2 separate regions of the Homo sapiens genome follow, and region 2 is linked to region 1. A link is a contact called in ENCODE Hi-C or POLR2A ChIA-PET data. All regions are on one chromosome and are shown on one strand. The core of a region is the stretch at or near the end of the contact, and the rest is flanking DNA. Distances in the headings are between cores, read along the strand shown.

What was found. Hi-C counts contacts between places; a loop is a spot of excess contacts on that map. ChIA-PET counts read pairs that join two places held with the same protein, here RNA polymerase II (POLR2A). Pooled maps may share reads with other maps.
Region 2: a loop to region 1 is called in a map of heart right ventricle, with 2.3 times the contacts of the local background. The contact joins two enhancer-like sites. A Hi-C loop is called at or near these places in 4 of 168 maps with a recorded cell type or tissue (CD4-positive, alpha-beta memory T cell, heart right ventricle and naive thymus-derived CD4-positive, alpha-beta T cell), 1 of 37 single-sample maps with no recorded cell type and 8 of 50 pooled maps. POLR2A ChIA-PET finds 5 or more read pairs at or near these places in 8 of 52 experiments (CD8-positive, alpha-beta memory T cell, T-cell, activated B cell and 4 more).

The regions. Positions count from the first base shown.
Region 1 is chr12:12,007,552-12,012,878 of GRCh38, forward strand. No RefSeq gene overlaps it. Among named protein-coding and RNA genes, the nearest start is that of BCL2L14, 61 kb to the right of the region's middle. RefSeq lists enhancers at 1,802-2,682, 2,577-2,696, 2,683-3,563, 2,717-2,766, 3,927-4,076 and 3 more. Within about 2 kb of position 3,165, at least 21 of the 41 ENCODE cell types and tissues checked have a DNase peak (open chromatin) inside an H3K27ac peak, as active enhancers do; they include heart right ventricle, where a contact is called at or near this core.
Region 2 is chr12:11,811,237-11,816,563 of GRCh38, forward strand. All of the region lies in intron 2 of ETV6 (ETS variant transcription factor 6), which reads left to right. Among named protein-coding and RNA genes, the nearest start is that of ETV6, 160 kb to the left of the region's middle. RefSeq lists an enhancer at 1,110-1,772 and silencers at 1,639-1,933, 3,159-3,453. Within about 2 kb of position 2,060, at least 29 of the 41 ENCODE cell types and tissues checked have a DNase peak (open chromatin) inside an H3K27ac peak, as active enhancers do; they include heart right ventricle, where a contact is called at or near this core.

The DNA of each region.
Region 1 (5,327 bases), core at 1,915-4,414:
TGTTGCTCTGGGAGGGCTGGGCCACCCACAGGAGACTTGCACAGGTTCCGGGGACCCCAAGCTGCTGGCAGAGCCCCCCACCAAGTCCTGTCCAGCTTCTGGGGCTCTGTGAGCAGCATGAGCCAATCCTCCTCACACACATGCAGAGCCTCAGAGAAGGAGCATCATCCTCCATCCTGCTGCCCAGGACAAAAACCTGGAAATTCTCCTTGACTTTTCTCCCACTTTACTCCCCAAGTCTAATAGGCTCTAGGTCCTTATATCTCCCAAATCCACTCACCTCTTGCTATCCCCATAACCACTAACATAGTTCTGGAACCCACCACTGAAGCGTGTTCTAACTTCCTCCCGTCTGTCTTCCTTCCTGTCACTGAAAAACTGATGGCAGTCCTTCCTCTGCTTATACCTCTTCATCAGCTCCCTTCCACCATTAGAATAAGGCCCGAACTTCCTAACGTTGCTTCGATATCCGCATGAGCTGGCCTCTGGTCTCCTCTCCGGCTCTCACCAGGCTTCCCTGCCAGCTTTGTCCCGCCATACCAAACTACTTCCAGTCCCATACAAGTGCCTGTCTCCCTTTCACTCCTGGACTCAGAAAATTCATCTTGCTTTCTCTGGAAATCATCTTAACCTCACGCCCCTTACCCTTGGCCCCATCAGGCCAGATTCCCTGGGTTAATTCCTGTTCTTGAGACTTCGGCTGTGATGTTTCCTACTTCACAGCTCTTTCGGGGCTGGGTGAGCGGCCCTAACTTTGTGCTGCCGTAGCCACTTGCATTTGCCAAAACCAGAGCATATCATCCTCTGCATCATAGTGGGTTTTTTTTTTCCCACTTATCTGTCTCTCCATCTAGATCTGTGGTTCTCTACTCCCTGTAAAATAAATTAGAGTCATTGTTTTTTAAAAAAAATGCTAATGCCTATTAAACAAAAATCTCTTGAGGTGGATCTGGGCATCAGAGTTTTTTAAGTTTCCCCCAAATAATTCTAGTGGGCAGCCAGCGGTGGGCGCCACTGAGCCAGACGGTCTTTGTTGCCAGTGCACAGGGAACAATCCTCAGTGTCTGTTACACAAATGAGTCTCTGATCATTCCACTTTGGTCTGCAGGGCAAAAACTCTACAGAGAGGGCATGGAGAGGAAGAGATGGGTCTTGAAGAAGAAACTTGCACTAGGGAGGACCCACACCTCCCCCCTGACTCCAGCTCCCTCTGGTACAAAACCCCAAAGCTGAGCTGTGGGCCCAGCCCCACCCACATGCAACTCTGCGCTGTTGGAAAGGCTTGGAAGTCAAACAGCAATCTACTCCTCTTCATGGAGGCAAGGATAAATTTTCTTTTCAAAACACTTTAAATTTTATCACCTCTTCAGAACAAGTACATGAATGAATAAACTGAGGCTCCAAGAGACTGTGAGTGGCCCTCGCCTCAAATCTCTAGAGCAAGGCAGAGCAGAAATCAATACGTGACTCCCCAGGAGCAATTGGCCTCGTCCTGGGTGGCCTCTGCGCCCACCCTAACTCTCCTGCCTCCTAGAGCAGGCAGGGCTCGCCCCGAACCACCCTGCCTCCTAGTGCTGACAGAGGCACATCTGCAGGGTGAAGAATCTGCAGGCAGGATGCAGAGAGTGGGAGGAGGAGGACAATTTCGCACCTGAGTGATCCTTTTCATAAAAATGGGATCACGTTACTTCCTACTAAGAGAAGGGAAATGTTATCCGAGAATGTGGGGCTCTCATTCTCGGATATGAGAATGTCTCTGCCAACAATGCCTGGCCTGATCTTACCTACCCCACTTCACCAGGGGCACTCACAGCTAGAATCTGCTGAGAACCCTCAGGCTCTCAATGGGTGTGACTCATCTCTTCCTCTATTCCCTCTCTGTAGAGGTTTTGCCCTGCAGACCAAAGTAGAGCGATCAGAGACTCATTTGTGTAACAAACATTAAGGGTTGTTCCCTGGGCACTGGCAACAAAGGCCAACCCGGCTGGCTCTCTGAGCTCAAGAAATCACAGCATGGCTCAGCGGTGCTCATTGCTGGCTGCCCACTAGAACTATTTGAAGAAACATAAAACTCTGATGCCCAGACCCACCTCAAGGGTTTTGTTTTGTTTTGTTTGTTTTTTGAGACAGAGTCTTGCTCTGTCACCCAGGCTGGAGTGCAGTGGTGTCATCTCAGCTCACTACAACCTCTGCCTCCCAGGTTCAAGGACTCCTCCCACCTCAGCCTCCCAAATAGCTAGGATTACAGGCACACACCACCATGCCTGGCTAATTTTTTGTATTTTTAGTAGAGACAGGATTTCACCATGTTGGCCAGGCTAGTCTTGAACTCCTGACCTCAAGTGATCTGCCCGCCTTGGCCTTTCAGAGTGCTGGGATTACAGGTGTGAGCTACCGCACCCAGCCAAGAGATTGTTTAATCAGCAAAAGGCTGGGCAGGGCAGTGGGGCCTAGGGCGGCACTTGCTATCAGATGTCTGGAGGGCAGGGTTGGCTTTGGCCATAGATGGACCTCGGTTCAAATCCTGGCTGGCCATACCACTTACCAGCTCTAGACCTAGAGCAGGTTAACATCATGAATCTAAACTACTTACCACTTAACAAAGTGAGTGACTATCTATAACTGTTGCCGTTGTTACAAGAAATCCACTTAGTAACTGCACTGAAAGCCCCTCATCCCCAAAAGGCAAGAAATGGGGAACAACCGGGTGACTAAGGAAAACTGCAAGTGAAAGCAGCTGTAATTTCTCTCGCTGTGGTTTGCGGTGCTCAACACTCTTGCTTGGCTGGTTGTCTTGGAGGGTTAATGAGGTCTCTGCTGAGTGTCCTCAGCTTAGCAATGGGCAGTGGGGCTCTGTTCACAGTCTCATCCCGGCCACGTGGCCTCCCGGGTTCAGACACCCTAGGCTGATGCTGTGGTTCCATGTGCCTGAACACGAGCATCCGAACTCATTTCCGGCCTGCCTGTCCCCCCATGCAACGGCTCCTGAAAAAGGGGAACCAAATGCTGCCCATTTCACCCCCATCAATAGCTGACAACGCCTGGGTTCCTGCTCTCCTGACATTCCCACTCATTGTCGTCAGTGGAGCGAGCAGGCAGAGGGGAAGTGAGCTGCCTATCAGCCCCTGCAATCAGAAAAAGAGCCGGGTGCCTTTAAGACGAAGGTGGTGGGCAGCCATCCATCTTCCCTAAACACACACTCGCCTTGTTCTTCCATTTCTGGCTGAGTGATAAAAACGTTAAATGTCATTTCCTGTATCAGTGGTTAACCACTAGATGCTGGATCAGAGATTTACCAGAAGTGCTGAAGTTATGGAAAAAAAATAAATAAACCTGCTGTTTTCAATAACCCTTTCTTGCACCCTGTGGGAACTATGTAACCTCTGGGGAGGGGGCTGCGAGGGGGTCGCTGGATTTGACTTGGGCAACACACTTAGGACTAGATTTACCAAATGCTTTCTTATGCTTCATATAGGAAGTGAAGAGAGACAAAATGTAACCATCCTATACCTGTCCCCAAGTGCGCGTGTGTGTGTGTGTGTGTGTGTGTGTGTGTGTGTGTGTGTGTGTGTAGAAACGCTGGGAAAAGCAGGAGGAAAAATCATCCACGTGCCTTCTTTGCCCACCTCTCTCAGGATATCTTGCAGTCATTTTGGTTTTATTGACCCAGGGTTTTTGCAGAGGACAGTTGCCCTGACTATTCGATTCCCTCAGCTTCCTGCAACAATCAATGTCCTCCAGTGACAAGAAGGCTTCCTGGGGGAAAACATGCTCCCAGGAAACTCCTGAGAGGTGGAGAGCCCAGCTCAATCCTTTGTTGTGTCCTCTTCTTCTTTCAGTTGCTCCATTAAATTAATCAAGAGCTCAGAAAAGGGAAGGCCTGGCTTAGCCCCCAAGGAGAGGTGACTGGACCGACTGCAGCCTGCCCACAGCTGTACTCCAAGCCCAGCCATGCGCTTCTGACCTGAGGTCAACTCCCCACATACAGCTGCCCTGGGCTCCTCCCTGCGGCCTCCCAGGCACTCCCCTCAGTCTGGACATATAAGACTTAGGAGCTGCACTTTGTTCTAGCAATTCCATTTCCTTCCCAGTGCCAGTTGGGATGTGCTGTGCACACCAAGTGCCCCTAGCTCCTCACCTACCTCTGGGATCACTGACAGTCCTGCTTTACCTGGGACCGAAGGGATTCATGGGGCGGCCGGGGCGGGGGAGGGAGGACTTTTGTTTCTAAAACTGGGAAAGTCCCAGGCAAACCGAAATGAATTGGTCACCCCCGCAACAGATACAATGGTTTGCATAGGCACTTGCACGTTCTATGTCAGAACGGTGGCCAAGAAATAAAAAATAATAAATATGATTTAAAAACCAGAAAATAATTTTTAAAAAATTTAATAAACATAAGATAATTTTTTTAATAAAATTAAAAAAAAAAAGAAACTGGCCAAACTTGAGAACAGATCTAGCCAGGGTACTGAGAACTGCAGACGGCATTGCATGGTATAAGAGTTCCCTGGGGAGATAGGACGGAGCGCATCACAGATCTCCCACTGCACCTGGCGCATACCTAGAAGTCATCCTCTCTCAATTCAATAGTTACTAGAGGAGATCTGAAATCAAAGTCAGAATCAGAAGGGAAAAGAGCATGGGAAAACGTACATTCCACTAAATCTCTTGTAGGCCTCTGAAACTGAAACTTCTTTTTCCTTCCTCGCGCCCTTGAGTACCAACACCATCAGCCCCCCTGGTGCCCAGGACACAAAGATTCGAGAGATGCATTGCTCTTTACTCTGCCTCGCTCCCACTTCATTTTATTATTATACCTAGACCTGATTTCCTGCCACCTAGGATCTCTCCTCTCCACTTCCACTTCTATGACTATCCTTCCGCTGTCTCTGCCCTCAAAGACTGGCCTCCATCCTCTCCAACCTCAATTTCATCTGCTCCCTGGCATGTTAGATGCTCCCTACTTTTTCAAATTATATTCGAGAAGTGTTTATTGAATACCTAGATCAGAAGGATGCCAGAGAGGTCGCACCCGGATTTCATATGGCATTGGACATTTCTCATGGATGCCTTTTTGAATGACACCATCTGTAACATCTTACTGACTGAGAAAACCTCCTGGACACTGCCAGCAAAGCTGGGCATGGCCTCCCTTGCTTCCTGGTGCAAATTGCCACTTAGCCCTCATTACATTGCTATGACGACTACTTTCTGTTTCCATCTTGTCTACCAGCTGCGAACCCCAGTGTCTTATTTACCCTGTTTTCCCAGGTCAATCCCAGACCTTGACAGATAGTGGCCATTAAATACATGTAGAAAAGAAG
Region 2 (5,327 bases), core at 810-3,309, 200 kb before region 1:
AACTAAAAATGAGAAATGCTCTGTTTATATAAAGCTTGGCAATCAATAGGAAAAGGAAAGGCTGTTTAGCAAAGGCCAGTGATAATTCCAAGAAGCAGTGTCTTTTGGAATATGCTATGGTGACCTGGCCACTGCAGCTATCTGCTTATCTGTCTGGTTTCAGATTTCCAGAAAGGACTCGCTGCCTTCGAAACACTTCCCAGCCCTTCCTTGGGTGCCTGGATTTCTACCATTAGCAGTTTACTCCTTGAGCATGGATTTTTGCAGAAAGACATGTAGACCAGGGAGATGGCTCATTAAGCTCTTGGTGGTCATTTCACCAGAGCATTTAGCATTTTTAAATCCCTTCCTGGATGCTTGTTTTAGTGATGATGGTGGTGGTGAGATGAAGCAGGGATGTGTAGATCATGAAGGGATGGGAAAGGGGATGATTTGGTTGGAACGAAGCAAAATAACATTTCTGAGTGCCTGCTAAGGTCCAGCACTTTTCACACGTAAAATTTTCACAACAATCCCTGTGAGTTGGGATCCAGTTTCTACAGATGAGGAAATGAAGACAGGAGACTAGATGACCTGACCAGGTCCTAGGCCAGTCAGGAACAGAGCTGGGATTTAAACCAGAGCTGCCTGGTCCAAAACCTGTGCTGGTCCTGCTATTTTATGACACCTAGAAGGGAAAAGGGCAGAGAACTGGAAAGCTGAGATGGAATCACCTACTTAAGAATTTTGCAGAAGGCTAACCCTGTCTAAAAGCATCGCTTTGCAATCAGACACATGTGGCAGTAAAAATGTCCCAATGCTAACTCATTTTAAGCCTTGGTTTTAGTCTACCTAAAATTTATAGAACACTGTAAAATATGCTACATGTAATAAGATATTTATTAGGAGTCTTCTTGCACTTGTTCAGAATGCTTTTTATTATGTTTCTGCTCATTATTGTAGATATTCTCCCATTTTGGAGAAATTGACCGCGTGCACACTCTTCACTGGAGTTTTGCACAAATCTTACCAGAAAACTGGTGAAGATCAGTCCTGAGGCCCCTTCCGCCTCTAATTCCTTGCAGTATTTTGGCTGTACTATGTGCTGTTACACTAGATCACAATAAGCAGCTGCCAGTTTCCTCACAGGTTCCCTTGGGGAAGGATATGGGAATAATTCTTAGGAACCCCCCACAAATTATAGCAACCAATGCAGTAAAACCCCTTTAGCTCACTCCTCCCCCTGTGCTCACTCACATACTCAAATATATTTAGTGCTTTCCTTCCTCTCACTCCGACACTTTTGGGAGAGCCCTGGGGGTGGTTGAGTACCTTGTCCTTGGGTGGATTTTCTTGTTTTCTGAGACTGGCTGCCATCAGACTTCGGGAGAGGATCTTACCAGAGGCGGGTCTCTTCTTCCCCCGCCACCGCCCTCAGTATTCTTTCACAGCCACCACAAAGCCACGCTTTCTCTGCTAAGTACACATTCCTAGGACTGTAACAAAAGGCTTCTGTGAGTTTGAAAGCTGCAGGGGAGGCTCCTGCGTGAAGGCCTAAGATTTAAAGGGTTTCATTTCTCCTGTGCTGGGGACTGTATTGAGTGCAGTTTGAAATCTGCTTCACCACCACAAGGGGAAATAGAAATCAGCCCTAAAGCTGCATGGAGACCCCGGCTGGTCTTTATCCTCATAGCTTAGTGATTTCCTGCCACCCAAGAGGCAGTGAGGGGCTCCCTGACATTCCGGAGGCCCCAGGAACCCTGGCTGCGGTGACCCGGTGCTGGGGAGGGAGTGCATGGGGTAGGCTCCTGGTTGTGAGCCTTCAGTTCGCCGGGATGTCTATGCTGTGCTGTGTGGCTACTTAGCCAAGGCTGTGCATGCCAGCCGGAGCCAACAGCTTCAGCAAACCTGCCCTCCGGGGAGAGTGGATTTCATTGTTTTCAAAGAGATACAGGAAATCAGAATTTTCCATCCTTCCATGGAGAGACTTGGATTGGACTGAGAAGAGAACCAGCATTAAAAAGGAAGTCTCCTTCCCTTTCTTCCCTGCCCCTCCTCACCCCAGCCCCAGCCCACCCGCCAGGGGCACACCCTCCCTCTGCCGGCCTTTGGGTGGAAACCTTCCTGCCTGCAGCACAGGCAGTGTGAACTGCGGGGCTGTCTGAGCAACCCAGCTCTTGCCTTTTCAGTAGCAGAGGTAATGTGGCCACGACTCAGAATTATGGGACCCCAGATGCTGAGGAAGTAAACTGACTTCTTTTCAGCTCACAGCAGACGCATAGACAACAGAGTAGATTTCATGTTCTAATGAAACAGTGTAGAAACTCTGTCCTTGGTGGCTCAGTACTGTGTGGTATGAGCCTCTGCCTCCCTCCCTCCCTCCCTCTTTCCTTCTCTTTTCCTCCCCCACCCCTTCACGGCCTGCCCTTTCCTGATTCTTCAGAACTGACAACTATAAATCCAGCCCAAATTCCTTTAAACAAAGGGTCACCAAGAGCACGACCTTGAAAAGACTTCTTGTGATATGCACTTGCAGAGTTGCATATTGTTCCTTGGATTTAGGACAGGCCAAAGAAATCTTCCACTTTATTTAAGAAGAGCCTGTGTGGTTCGAGGCCAGGGCCGTGGACATAGGATTAACCACAATAATAATACAATGAAGTACACATGCAAAATGAAAACTTAATAATGAAGAACTACTGATTTTTTCCAGGGAGTATCAAGCACTTCCTTGTAAATTCTTACAAGGCATGAATTATTTCCTAGAAATGATTTAGGCTCTTTTGGAAAAGTGCATTGATTCTTTTAACATCATAATTCCAGTTACGGTAAAACCTCCATTATCTGATTTTCTGTGAATTGCAAAGCTATTATTAACTGGTACATTTTATATTTTACCAGTACAGTGACAGCTGATATTTATAATGGTGACCCCAAAGTTCTGTAAAATGCCGAATTACCCACTCAGGAATCAAAGAAAGATTAAATTGTGTTAAATAGAGTTTTTCATGTTAAGTGTCTTATTTTATTCAGATCTTGTTTTAGAAAGTCCAAGTGTACATCCACCATAATTTTCGAGGGCAGTACCAACTTAAAATGTTTTATCTTTTCTTGGCTTTGTAAACAAAACCTTGTAAAAAAAAATTTTTTTTTTCAATACTTTGGGTTCAAACTACAGATCATTCGATCTCAAACCTGACAGGTAAACAAATTTTTTTTTCAGAGTAAGTATTGCAGACATGAAAGATCATAAATGTGTTCACCAAAGTGAGTGTGAGACAGATCACCCCAAACACTCTCCACTATTTCTCTATGATCTTAGCCCAGCTGTGTGTGTTGTGAGTCATGCCTGGGTCTGACACCAGCATTCAGAGGCTGGCATAGCTTAGCATCCACATCATAAAGGGCTCAGATCGATGGCTCTCCTTGTCAAGCTCTGCAGCCCTCTCTCAGGCTTTGTGAGATGTGGTTTGCATCATTTTCCTTTAAGGAAATGTTATGCAGAAACATAAATGCAGTATACAACGAGGAGGCTTTCACCAAGAAATTAAAAGGGTACAGATGTCTAGGAATGCAGGGGTTAAGACAAAAATGTACTGCAGGGAAAGAAATGTGAGCAGAATGCCCCTCTTTTCGCCTGCTTCTGCCTTGCATCCAGCCCTTCCCGGGGAGTGTGATGTGAACTGCCATCCAAGGTGGCTGTGGTACAGGGGCAGGGTCTGGGGGCTGCTTCTGCAGCTTCAGCGCAGAAAACCCAGAGCTCAGTCCCAGCAAAAGCCTAAAGGAGAAGGAAACAGAGGCCCTAACACAACAGAAAATGATGCACCCCACTTTCCTGTGGTTCATCAGTTCACATACTTCCCAGGAGAAGTCAAATCACGCCCCAGAATAGGATACCTACTTAGGACTTAGTGATGTTTTATAGTCATGTCGAAGAACCTTCACATCCATGGCCTCATTTGATCTCACAGCAAGATGGGCATGATTAAAAAAAAGAAGTTACTCCCACTTTCCAGATGAGAAAACAAATTCAAAGACAGTGAGTGCCTTAGCTGAGTCCTATCCAAGCAAGGCAGGGGGCAAAGCCAGGACTAAAACACAAGGTTCTAATTCCTTCTCCATGATTTCCTGATGCCCATCATACCCTAATAGAATAGGATCACCCTGCAAGGCAACTGGTCCACATGGAGAGTCCTCTTGGAGGACACCGACCCGTGGTGCCACCTCTGATTTGCAAGTTGGTGCATTAGACAAGCCCTGGAATGACAGCCAGAAGATCTCTATTCTGATCCTGGCCCTCCGTCTACTTGGGCCACTTTGATCAAGCCATTTAGCCCCGTTCCCTTCAGGTGGCTCAGCTGGAAGTAAGAATGATAATGCCCATGCAGCTGACTCACCTGGTGACTGTGAAGGCCAAATGAGATGATGTGTTTGAGAGCACTTTGCAAACTGTGGAGTATTGCCAGCCATTTCTCCTAATTTGGCTCAGGGCAGAAAGACATCCAGGTGAAGAGCTTGATGTGTGTGATGACTTAGGCTTGGGGATATTTGTGAACAGGACACAACAAATAAATTCGTTTGACGGGCAGAGGGACAGTATGCTGGGTATAGTAGAAACTCTTGGAACCTGCAGTTATTGAAGGGTTTAAAACTCAAAAATGATACAGAAGGCAGTTCTATTACAGTTTCTGCTTTTTTGCTGTTCAACACCTCTGAAGATGGTGCGTTTAATCCTTCCTGGGATGGCAGGTTATAGATGACTTCATGCTGAAAGTGACCCGTAAGGAATATCCGTATATTTTGAAGTGTATGTGGTTCACCAGGCAGAAAACAGTCTGCCAAGTCTCTCATCCCAGGCAGAAGGGGTGGCACATGCGAAGGCCAGAGAATGCAGTGCCTCTGAGAACTGTCAGATGTCAGTGTGGCTGGAGCCAGGTCTGCTAGAGGGTGAGGTTGGAAGTTAACCAGGAGTTTAGGAGGCCCTGGGAAGCCTCTGAAAATATTTAAGCAAAAACAGTTAGCTTTATGTTTTTGTTGTTGTTGTTGTTTGAGACGGAGTCTCGCTGTCACCCAGGCTGGAGTGCAATGGCGCCGTCTCGGCTCACTGCAACCTCTGTCTCCCAGGTTCACACCATTCTCCTCCCTCAGCCTCCCAAGTAGCTGGGACTACAGGTGCTCGCCACCATGCCTGGCTAAATTTTTTGTATTTTTGGTAGAGACGGGGGTTTCACCATGTTAGCCAGGATGGTCTCGATCTCCTGACCTCGTGATCCACCCGCCTCGGCCTCCCAAAGTGCTGGGATTACAGGTGTGAGCCACTGCGCCCGGCCAGCTTTATGTTTTTAAAA